2 separate regions of the Homo sapiens genome follow, and region 1 is linked to region 2. Evidence: chromatin contacts called from ENCODE Hi-C or POLR2A ChIA-PET data. All regions are on one chromosome and are shown on one strand. Each heading gives the region's core, a stretch centred on a gene start or an enhancer-like site at or near the end of the contact. The rest is flanking DNA. Distances are from core to core; before and after follow the strand shown.

Region 1 (5,503 bases), core at 2,040-4,539, 200 kb after region 2:
TTGACCTCAGCCATCCATTTTCAAGTATCACCAGTCCCAGTATCATATGAATAAATTGGGAAAGATCAAGGAATCATGGATCATATACTCCAGGAGAATTTTTTACCTCCAAGAAAATTTCTGGGGGCTTTCCTTTGAAACCTTTCACTGTTGCTCTGAACTCAAAAGATTTCTGAACAAGGCATAACAGTGATTAAAGAAGCAGACTTATTAATCTGAGGGCCTAACTATATAAGGCATTTGTTTAGCTTTCTTTTTGTCTTTGGGGTAGGAAGGTAACTGAGATAAGAAGTTAGGAGATTCTGAGTAGGCAGAGAAGGATAGAAAGATAGAATGTACAGTGAGTTCAATACATCAAAATACAATTTTTTTTCTCATAAATTAGCTGCTTAAGTTTTTCATTTGCTTTTTGTAAGAAGTCATTTAGAAAGGCAATTTTTGGTTCATTTAACCTTTTAGAAGCCTCTGCATGTCAATCAAAATACATCCTTTTGTTTCTGAGGTGTTTTTTGTCCTTTCTTAATATTTTATTTTATTCCTTTCAGACCTAGTCCTGCAAATATCCTTTCTTTTCTAATGTCTTGCAAGTGAACAATTTTATCTAGGTTAAAACTTCCTCACTTTGACCACTGTTAACTCTTAGATTACCTTTGGTAGGTTCACCCATTTCTCTGGAAAAGTGCAGACTCTGGGTTCATAGGTTCTTATACATGAAATTGGCTGGAGTTCCAGGTGGAGGAGTTTCAGACTCCTTGGATCCAAATGAAGGCATCATTCCCTGTATTCTCATACCCTTTCCTACCATAAGCCTCCTACTGGACTCAGTCCTGCTCCCATAGGCCTTGTACTGGATCCAGTCCCAGTTTCTGTTGTAACTTCTGGACCCAGCTCAGATCAAAAATGCTCAAATAAACTTTAAGAATTTGACACAAGTTGTAGAGTTTGTATCCAAGCAGGGCCTACAAGTGGCGGCCTCCAAATGTGCAGTGAGAAGCCCTGAGCACAAATGGCTCAGTGTGTGAAGCAGGCCCACGGGCACTGGTTACCAACCTGTTCTGAATTCTCATAAGCAACAATTTACATGTAGTGCATTTATTACCTATAGACAGGTGGTAGGAGACGAAGACTAGGACTCACTGTGAGCCAATCCCCCCAAAGCTCAGAAAGTTGCCCAGGTGGATGAAATCTCTACTGCGTATTCCTCACTTACACCACAGATAAGAGATCCCGAAGAGCAGCCCACCCAGATTACATACCACATGTCACATGAATCACTGGGCTAAAGTGTTGAAGGACCTTCTATTTCTAGGGGAGAACTGGAACAGAGCCTGGGCTACTTCAGCCAGTCCCTCCCTATCTCAGGATGTTGCATCCCAGCTCGTTATGCAGTTACTCTTGAAAACTACAAAGGAAAAGGAGGGAGAAGTGGGTAGGCCCAAGGCTATACAGAGAACTGTCCTGCACAATGAAGCACCTGCATCTGTTTAGTCACTGTTCCCAGAGGTCATCATTGAGGGAATAGGGGGGCCTTCAGATCCCATTTCTGACACCAGAACTGTTAAAAGAGAAACTTTACACAAAACAAATTCGAGTTTATTCGAGCAAGAAAACAATTCATGAATCAGGCAGCATGCAGAAGCAGAAGAGGTTCAGAGAGTTCCACTCAGCAGCATGAGCAGCAAGCTTTTATAGACCCAACACGGAAGCAGAAAAATTACTTGATTGGGTTTTGGTTTGCTTGCATAGGAGCTGGTGTTACAGAGTTGATCTCAAGCTAATGGCCTCCTTATTTGCTTTAGCACCCCACACCTGAACCCAAGGGAAAGCTTGAAGGGAGCCCAGCACCGAAACAAACTAGTAAATGCCTGGGGGCAAACAACAGTGTTTTTATCAAGTAACCATGACACATACATCTTCCTCAGCAGTGGCAGAGCAGTCTTGTAGAGTTAGATAGGAAGATGATGGCCTGGCCACGCATGCTCAGCTGCTGGCCCGGCTCATTCTACAGGTATTAACCAGTATTTGGCCCACAGTGTGCTAAGCACCATTCTAGGTGCTGAGGATGCTAAGGTGACCCCAACAATGTCCCTGATCTCTTAAAGCTAATTCTGGTGGGATGCTGAACACAGGATGTAACCTAAGGTGGTGATGAGAGGTACACAGACAAATCGGAAGGCACAAGTTAGCCACCAGTGAGGGGAAACTCCAGACAACGTAGACACATAAGGCCAGGTGGAGAAATGGATGACTGAGTTAAACTTGGGTAAGGAGCCTGGCAAATGAAGACAGAAGCATGACCCAGTCAGGGGAAACCACAACAAAAGACGTTTGGTGGGAACTGCCTGTTTCTTAATTTCCAAAAATCAGTTAAAGGTTCATATACATTATCTCATTTCAACATCACTGGTAGAAAGATTCCATTTTTATGGAGAGGGGATCTGAGGCCCAGAAAGGAGACGATCTGTCATCGTTTTCCACTCAAGGGCAAACATGGGGATATCCCATCCCATCCCAAAGCCTAAGATTTTGCACTCCAGGCCCTTTGTCTGACCTGAAATTACTGAGCTAAAAGGGACCGAAAGATCCTAATGGAACCACCGATGGGAAAACTGCGGCCCAGGAGGAAACACACCAAGCAAAATTGCACCGTATCCAGGTGGCCAGTCTCCAGACTGGGGTCTCCCTGCCCCGCCAGACCATCTCCCGGCGACAAGGGTCTCAGGTTTCCGAAATCTCGCCACCCGCGAGTGATTTGCAGCGCAGGGGCCTCTGCTGCCTCGGAAACCTTCAAAGGTGGGCGGGTCGGGGACCAAGTCCCCCTAGGGATGGAGAAGGAAACGGGGCCAAGGAAAAGGACATCGCCACCCTGGGCAGAGCACGCACGGCCCCAGCGACTCGGACATGGTGAGGGGCGCGGAGGCTCGGGGTGGACCCGAGGCCTCCACACATGTGGCAGGCTGCAGCAACCCGCCACCCACGAGGACTCGCCCAAGGCCCAGAGCGCGCCGGGCCCCTCCCTCCGACTCCGTCGCCGCCCGACTGGCCGCAGCGGAAGCCGGCGCGCGATCCCACGCTGCGCTTTCGCCACGTCCTGACGGCTGCCCGATAAAACGGACATTAAAATTGCACTTTCCACTGAATACAGCAGCGCCTATTGTGGCGGCACACCTGAATGCGAAAATTAAAGCCAAAATATTTCCTAGCGGCTAAAAGAGCTCCAAGCCTAGGCGAATCTGCCGGTCCGCTCGCCGGAAATGCGGGCTCTCCTGCCGGAAGCTGCCCCTCCACCATTTTGTGGCCCGCTATGGCGGCGGTGTTGAGGTTGGGTACGGGATGCGGGGTCTTTGACTGAAGGGGTAGGCCAAGTGGAGGTATCAGGGACGTCGCGCGGCACAGAAGAGGACCAGCCTGGACGCCGGGGACGCTGTCATGTACGGCGCGAGCGGGGGCCGCGCCAAACCCGAGAGGAAAAGCGGCGCGAAGGAGGAGGCCGGGCCAGGCGGTGCCGGCGGTGGGGGCAGCCGAGTGGAGCTCTTGGTTTTCGGCTATGCCTGCAAGCTGTTCCGGGACGACGAGCGGGCCCTGGCTCAGGAACAGGGACAGCACCTCATCCCCTGGATGGGGGACCACAAGATCCTCATCGACAGGTCGGTTCCTCTCCCCACCCGTCGATCCTTCCCTTCCCTCACCCGCTTGATCTCGTCTGATGTTGACTTGACTGCAAGGACTGCAGAGAGTTTTCTGGAGCCAGCGGGGATCTGGGGGACACCCCCTCCCCTGTCCCCACCTCCTCCTGGTGTTCTGGTGGGGAGGGGGACGGTGAAACCTGCCCTAAGGCACTGGCTGGAATTGCGTGCCGCGTCCGTCTCCGGAGGGATCGTCTCTGGTCCCGCAGCCCCTCTCGACCCCTCACCCTGTCGCTGGGCTGCAGTTGGCGATTCCGCGCGGTGAAAGCAGCCAGTGCCCAGGGTCTTTTCCTGAGTGCACCTGGGCCTGCCGCCCGGCGATGCCATGGGGTCGTGCGCTGCTTTTCTACTTGCCGCGCTCTCACTGCTCGGTGTACTGGGAGGGTACCCTGGGAGGCGTGCCTTTATTCTTCCGAACCGCCGCTCACTGAGACAGTGGCTAGAAGTGTCTCTTGGACCTGTGAGTTAGCCTTAACCTGTTATGCCCCCAGAGCCCTCAGTGGAGCGCCCGTACTTTGCCGGCATGACGTTTGATTTCCCGGTGATAATCCGACGAGTTTGACAGATTGAGGTAGTGAGCAAAGTTGCCCGTCAGTTGGTGGCCACTTGACTTCGTGCGGACCCTGGCCTTGCTCTTGGAAGAGATAGTGTTCTTAGGGCTGGTTTCACTGTCTCTTAAGACTGAAGGGTGGAGCTGGGATATAGATGTGTTGTTTCTTTTCAAATCAAACCTGCTTTAGGTCGTCACTCGAGGGTGTCTAGCGATTATGGGCAGTGGGGGCCTGGGATTAGGGATTTCTAAAGGCGTTTGATTTGAAAAGGATAACATTACATGATGTAGGTGGTTTGCTCCCCTCTTTCTTCCCATTTTTTCAATCCCCCTTCCCCTCGTCTCTGGGTTTTGGGGTTGTTGTGGGGTGGTTTTTTTTCTTTTTTGCCTGTTCGGCTACTTCTGGGGCCCGGACTGAAAAGCTAACCATGACCAACCATTAAACTGTGGAATAGTCTCTCCACGTGAAGAAAGCCCATCGTTTGAGACCATTAAAACTGGATTCTTCATAGCCCTGGAGCATGACTGTAGGGATGACCTCTGAGCTGGCCAGAATGGACACATTAATGACCAAATAGGCCTTTTTCCATCCCTGACGTTTCCTTTTGGAATTAGAGCTCGAAAACGAGAACTGGTGAAGGGAGGGCCGCGGAATCAGATCATGTCTGGATCTGATGGCTCCGTGCTGTGCTCAAGCGTGCTGTGCCTTCACACCATGGTTTATATTGAATGTGTCGCCTGAGTTGTCAGGCTTGCTTTTCCAAAGTGTCACTTGTGTTATTTATCATTAAAGTTTGGTAAGCAATGAAGTCTGAGCTCTTTGTACAGTTTTCCTATCATTCTGTACATGATTTGAGTTAGGTCTTCCAAAACTGGTGGGGAGCAAACGCCGCACATGTACATGTATAATATTTTTAATAATAATCTACATTTGTAAGTTAAGGAGGTTTACATCAAAATCCAATTAATTTTGAAATTTAATGAAATGCAGTAACTTGACTACCTTGGAATTTTGGGCCTTTTTCCTGTAAATGTCTTTTTTGGTCTACATTAATATTTTTGGTTCCCATTACAAAAGTCAGCATTAAAAAAATAAGCAGACTTTTGTTTGTTTCTCTACATTTGTTTTTGAAACCCTAAACCTGAGTGTTTTAAGTAAAGTTCACTAACTCATTCATTTATTATCTGACAGTTACACGTTGACAGCATCCTCATTGAATCCTTTATGTTAAAAGCATAGCAGAAAGTGCTCCCATTACTTATTTGG
Region 2 (5,345 bases), core at 2,287-4,786:
TGATCAGCTCCCAATACCAAGGCATCCAAGCATTTCACATGCAAAAAACAAGTATCTAAGGTTGAAATGTGTCACGCATCCCCTGGAGGTGCCCTGACCTCCACAAAGAGCCATTTGGAACATCTTGGCACAGTTAATTACTCCCTCTTACCTGGAAAGGTGACTGAGTTAATGCATGTCCCACTGAGATATATCAGCTTTGGTAGGAGATCTCTTGCAGCTAAGAAGGAATCATGATACAGAACTTTAGAAACCAGGCAGACCATCAAATCAGTTGTTTGTTACACGGCCCCTCACTCAGTCAGGGGAGTCCACATCTGTGCATGCTGGAGAAATTGATAGGGCTGCTGGTGCTGGGTGATGGGGCATAAATTCCCCCAATGGTTAGTATTGATGGCTATGGCCTCTTTCCAAAGAAATAAGCTCTCAGAATTACACACAGTGGCTGAAGCCATTTTTAGCAGGTGGAGGCCACATATCACAGCCACAGAGATTTGTTTCCTTAGACCTTAAAGATTATTTCTCATTCTGATGGCCAATCCCTCATTGAGGGCAAAGATAAAATGGTTTCCGGGAGAATGGACACAAACCCTATCTCCCACGCCCCCATCAGTGCTCCCGACCTGCTCATTGACAGGATTTGAGGAGAGCCCAAAGATCCCACTTACTGCAGAAGATGAACAAGCAGAATCTCAGAGCACCCAGTTCCTTTTCTCTAAAGAGTACAGGATGTTGTCAGGATAAACTGATCCTTCCAAGCACTATTTAGTGTGAAGAAATCTAAGGCTTATTATAGCAGAGTCTTAAATGTCAGCATTCATGGGAATCACCCAGAGGGTTTGTTAAAACATAGATTGCTGGGCTCTACTCCTACAGTGTCTGAGCAGGTCTGGGAAGCAGGACTGACAATTTGTATTTCTACCAAGTTTCCAGGTGATGCTGATGCTGCTGGCCCAGGGACCCCACTTTGAGAACCACTGGATTTAATGGGAAAGGAGCAATATTGCCAGATGGCACAGGACCCAGTGCTATGCTCCTCCTAAAGAACTATTATCCAAAAAGCAGGCCCTACTGTAGGGCTGGCTGCTGACCTGGGGGAATTGTGAGAGTCAACCCCAGGGTTCTTGGGAGATGTGGCCCCAGTTAACCTGGAGTCACAGGTGGCTCTGGCAAGCATCCCTCTCCCACCTGCCCTTTTCACAGGCCCGCACTCAGGGTCTTAGCAGTTGGAAGCATGTGGTGAGAGTCACTAGGTCATCATTGGCTTTCCCTAAGGTTGTGTGGCAAAATCCCCACGTCAGTTCGAGGCCACGCCCTGCAAGTCAGTTCCTCAGAGAAGGCCCTACCTGTTGACACAGAGGATGAAAAAGAAGCTAACAAAATGTAGAAGCTGGCATTGGAGTAGAGGGCACGGGCAGGGGAACAAACCCTTGCAAACCCCACTGCCCACACATGTGGCCGTTCCTACTCTGCGCACTGCCTCCCTCAGCGTGGGTGGAAGTATCTCTAGGCCATATGCTCGGGGAAGCACTGATCATTAAATTAGCCCTGCTCTTGCTCTAATTAAGACTCCCATCTGTTTCACTCATTAACCACCACTGGCCTGTTCCTGCCTCTGGTGTTTCACTTCATATTTCAAAGGAGTCAACTGCCTCTCTCCAGCCAAAATCACCAAGGGTCCAGGTTGTAAATCAAGTGGGGCTCAAGGGCAGCCCCTCCTGAGTTCTAAGTCACTATAGTCACACTTCTGCTCAGGCCCTTTGGGGTCCCTGCCCACCACACAGCCACCTGATGAGCCCCATCTACTCCTTGTCACTCACGGATTCTCTCCTCTCCTCAGTGGGGTCTTCCTCCCGCCCACCGGTGAGCTCCAAGGCTTGATCCTTCACAGCCCATCACACCTGGTGTATGCCTCAGTTTACCCCTCATCACCTGGCCCAATGACTGAGACTCTGTCTCCCTCATAGACTATAGGTTCCCTAAAGGCTGGGACTTGGTCTTTTTGTCTCTGTAACCCCAAAGTGCATCCCAGCACCAGGACTCAGAAGCCCTCAGGAAATGAACATTGAAAGAATGAGTGAATGAATGAATGATGAACAAATGGATGGACGTGCAAAACTGCTGCACACGGATCTGGCACCTCCCTGGAGGAGGTGAGACACGGCCATAATGAGCTTCCTTGTCAAGAGCCCAAGAGCCTGGCAATGACAGCTCCTGGCAATGGGTGCCTATAAAACCCAGAATTGTTTCAGCACTTCGGCTCTCAGAGAAACTGCAGCCAGCTTGTTCTCATAAGACTAATGCAATAAAAATAAAACACCTGTTTCTGGGAAACAAAAATATCATGCATTATTCAGCTACCATCTTTAGATCCTGGGAAACTGTATCTGAAAGGATCAATCACTGAGAAATAGGTACCAAAATGTGCTACTTTTAAAGTGATGGTCTGTTGTTTCTTAAAATGAACAACAAAAGATCTTTGGGGAACAGGCCTAGCTGAAGCTCTCTGAGGACTCTCAACATAGGCAGAGCTGCCAGTGTCCCTGGTCAAACACAGAAGGAGAGGGGTCCCTGGATCTGGAGGAGGCTCTGGGCAGGGGGGATCGTAGCGAAGATGCGCTTTCCTCTCTGATGCCATGACCCCCTTCTGTTTCCCCAAGGCCAGCCCTGGTCTGGGGGGCTCCAGCCTTCCCACATCCACCTGCTCCTGGGTGCACTTCCGTGGGGCTCTCACCCTCACAGCCCGCCCCCAGGATCCCAGATCCCACTCATACAACCCGAACATTCTCTGCTTCTTTCTCGGGAGTCTGGAATCATGATCAGTAAGTCTAGACTTTTTTTGAAAATGCCAATGCCAAAGCCAAAGCCAGGCCATGGGGCCCAAGGAAGCATTCCTCTCATCCTCCTCTGAATACTGGGCATGGAGAAAACCAGGAGACACAGACTCAGAAAGGGCCAAGTCAATTTCCTAAAGATGTTATAATTGCTCACTTCCCAGCTAGCTCTGATGCCTGCAAGCTCTTCACCAACCCCAGGAGGTGAGCGTCATGCAAATGATACCAATTTCCCACCCCCGTCCTGTCTCTGAATAGACAGGAAGTACATGAGTCAGTAGCATTTGACACTCACAGAGGAAGGTGCTGCTGAGAGAGGCCTGGGACAAGCAAGAGGAAGGAACAGACTCAGGGGAAGACTGTGAGGGTGGCATGTGGCAGAGCCGCCCACCAGCACCCAGACCACCTCCTAGGCCCTGTGCACGTGGAGACTGAGTGAGGACTTCCCAGAGTCTGCAGGTGGTGCCCACCCTGTCCTCCGAGGGAAAGTGAGACAGTCACCCCAGGCTGGGCTGAGCAGCCCACGGGTCGCTGCAACCCTCACACTGCACCTCACTATTCCCTAAAGGGCCCTGCAGGACTGGTTCCATCCCTTCTCTGGCCACATCTGTGTCAGGGATTCCAGGACCATCCCCAGGTTCAGAGACTCCCAGGACTCAGGCTGCAATTTATTACAGTGAAAGGACAACCTGCAAAAACAGCAAAGAGAAAGGCACAAGGGGAACCAGGCACAAGCTCCCAGAGTCCCCTCCCTGGGGAGTCACACAGCACATGTCTAATTCCCCAGCGATGAGATGTGACAACACATGTGAGTGCTGTCTATGAGGGACGCTCACTAGAGACTCGGCACCCAGGGTTTACTGGGGTCTGGTCACGTCAGCACCTGTGCCTGGCATAGTCCAAAATCCCAGCCTCTCAGAGGGAAAGCAGGTCCTCAGCATAAACCCTATTGTTTGCACACGCAGCCATTCAGTGAATCAGTGTGGGGGCCTGTTTATCGGCAAAGCTCCCAGGCCCCAGCTGAGGGCCAACCTTGCCAGCAGGCCTCTGCAGGGAGGGCATCTTTGGCCTTCATGGTTAATTCCTTCTGCACAAGTACCACCTCTGTCCCGCCCATGCTCACCGTCCCCAGCCACATGAGCTCCCACCAGCACCTTGACCTCCTGCAGGCTCAGCCTGGCACCGCTCCCAACTCCATCCATGCACAGCTGGCTCCTTGTTGGCATCCAGGGCTCAGATCAATGTCACCTCCCCACAGTCACCTCCTCCCCACAACCACCCAGTCTACAGTAGCCTGCGTCCTACGTACCACCACACAGCACAGTGTTAGGCCCTCCCCACACTGTTCTTAAATGTTCTTATTTGTTTACTACCTGTCCTTGCTGGGATGCCAGTTCCCAGAGAACAGGAGCCTGGTCTATACCCTCAGATCCTAACCAGTGTGTGCACATGATGAATGCACGTGTGATGGTTACTACTTAGTATCAACCTGATCGGATTGAAGGATACAAAGTATTGATCCTGGGTGTGTCTATGAGGCTGTTGCCAAAGGAGATTCACATTCGAGTCAGTGGGCCGGGAAAGGCAGACCCGCCCTTAATCTGGGTGGGCACCATCTAATCAGCTGCCTGCTCAGCTCAAATATAAGCAGGCAGAAAAATGTGAAAAGAGAGACCGGCCTAGCCTCCCAGCCTACACCTTTCTCCCGTGCTGGATGCTTCCTGGATGATCCCTTGAACTGGACTTGGACTTGGACTGGCTCTCCTTGCTCCTCAGTCTGCAGACGGCCTATTGTGGGACTTTGTGATCGTGCGAGTTAATACTTAATAAGCTCCCCTTTATCTATCTATCTATATATATATATATATATATATATATATATATATATATATATATGTTTGTGTGTGTGTGTGTGTGTGTGTGTCTGTATTCCACTAGTTCTGTCCCTCTAGAGAACTCTAACACAGCACATAAGAAGACGGGTGTTCATGAATACCTGAGTGAATGAAATTAAAAGTGTTCTGGGAACTGAGATGTTAATACACTCCTGTGTTGGGATTGTTCTCAGAGGACCCGGCTGTAGCATTCACAGCAAGGTGAGGCATCCCAGGGCCATGCTGCCTCTGGCCTCACTTCCTGCTCCTCTGCCCCTCACTCTGCATGCCCAGCATCTGAGCCCCTGACTGCCCCCCTCCCTAAAACCTTCATCTGCCCAAGGTCCATGCCCTGGCTGTCCACGGGGCTAATGTGTGCCTTTATGTTTGCTCACATATCACCTCAGCAAGCCCTTGCCTGACCAGGTAATTTAAATGGAACTTCCTCAGCCCTGACGGCCTCATCCACCCCTGAACAGTGCCATGGCTGTATTCACCCAAGGCACATTCAGGCTTCTAACAGTTTTAATACTTATTTATGATGGGCATCATTTCTCTGTCATCCCTGACTAGAATGAAAGCTCAAATAAAGCAGTGACTTTAACAAATCCCCAGTGAGTCTTCCATAAATATTTGC

Evidence for each region. Hi-C counts contacts between places; a loop is a spot of excess contacts on that map. ChIA-PET counts read pairs that join two places held with the same protein, here RNA polymerase II (POLR2A). Pooled maps may share reads with other maps.
Region 1: a loop to region 2 is called in a map of naive thymus-derived CD4-positive, alpha-beta T cell, with 3 times the contacts of the local background. The contact joins the promoter of SFSWAP here to the enhancer-like site in region 2. A Hi-C loop is called at or near these places in 1 of 168 maps with a recorded cell type or tissue (naive thymus-derived CD4-positive, alpha-beta T cell), 3 of 37 single-sample maps with no recorded cell type and 12 of 50 pooled maps. POLR2A ChIA-PET finds 5 or more read pairs at or near these places in 3 of 52 experiments (CD4-positive, alpha-beta memory T cell, activated B cell and activated CD8-positive, alpha-beta T cell).

The regions. Positions count from the first base shown.
Region 1 is chr12:131,707,801-131,713,303 of GRCh38, forward strand. SFSWAP (splicing factor SWAP) reads left to right here and starts at 3,290. Exons shown (of 18, transcript NM_004592.4): 1 at 3,290-3,647. The coding sequence starts at 3,430. RefSeq lists enhancers at 2,845-2,934, 3,075-3,364, 3,455-3,524.
Region 2 is chr12:131,508,400-131,513,744 of GRCh38, forward strand. All of the region lies in intron 1 of LOC101929974 (a long non-coding RNA gene), which reads right to left. Among named protein-coding and RNA genes, the nearest start is that of LINC02414, 140 kb to the right of the region's middle. RefSeq lists an enhancer at 2,817-2,866. Within about 2 kb of position 3,537, at least 3 of the 41 ENCODE cell types and tissues checked have a DNase peak (open chromatin) inside an H3K27ac peak, as active enhancers do.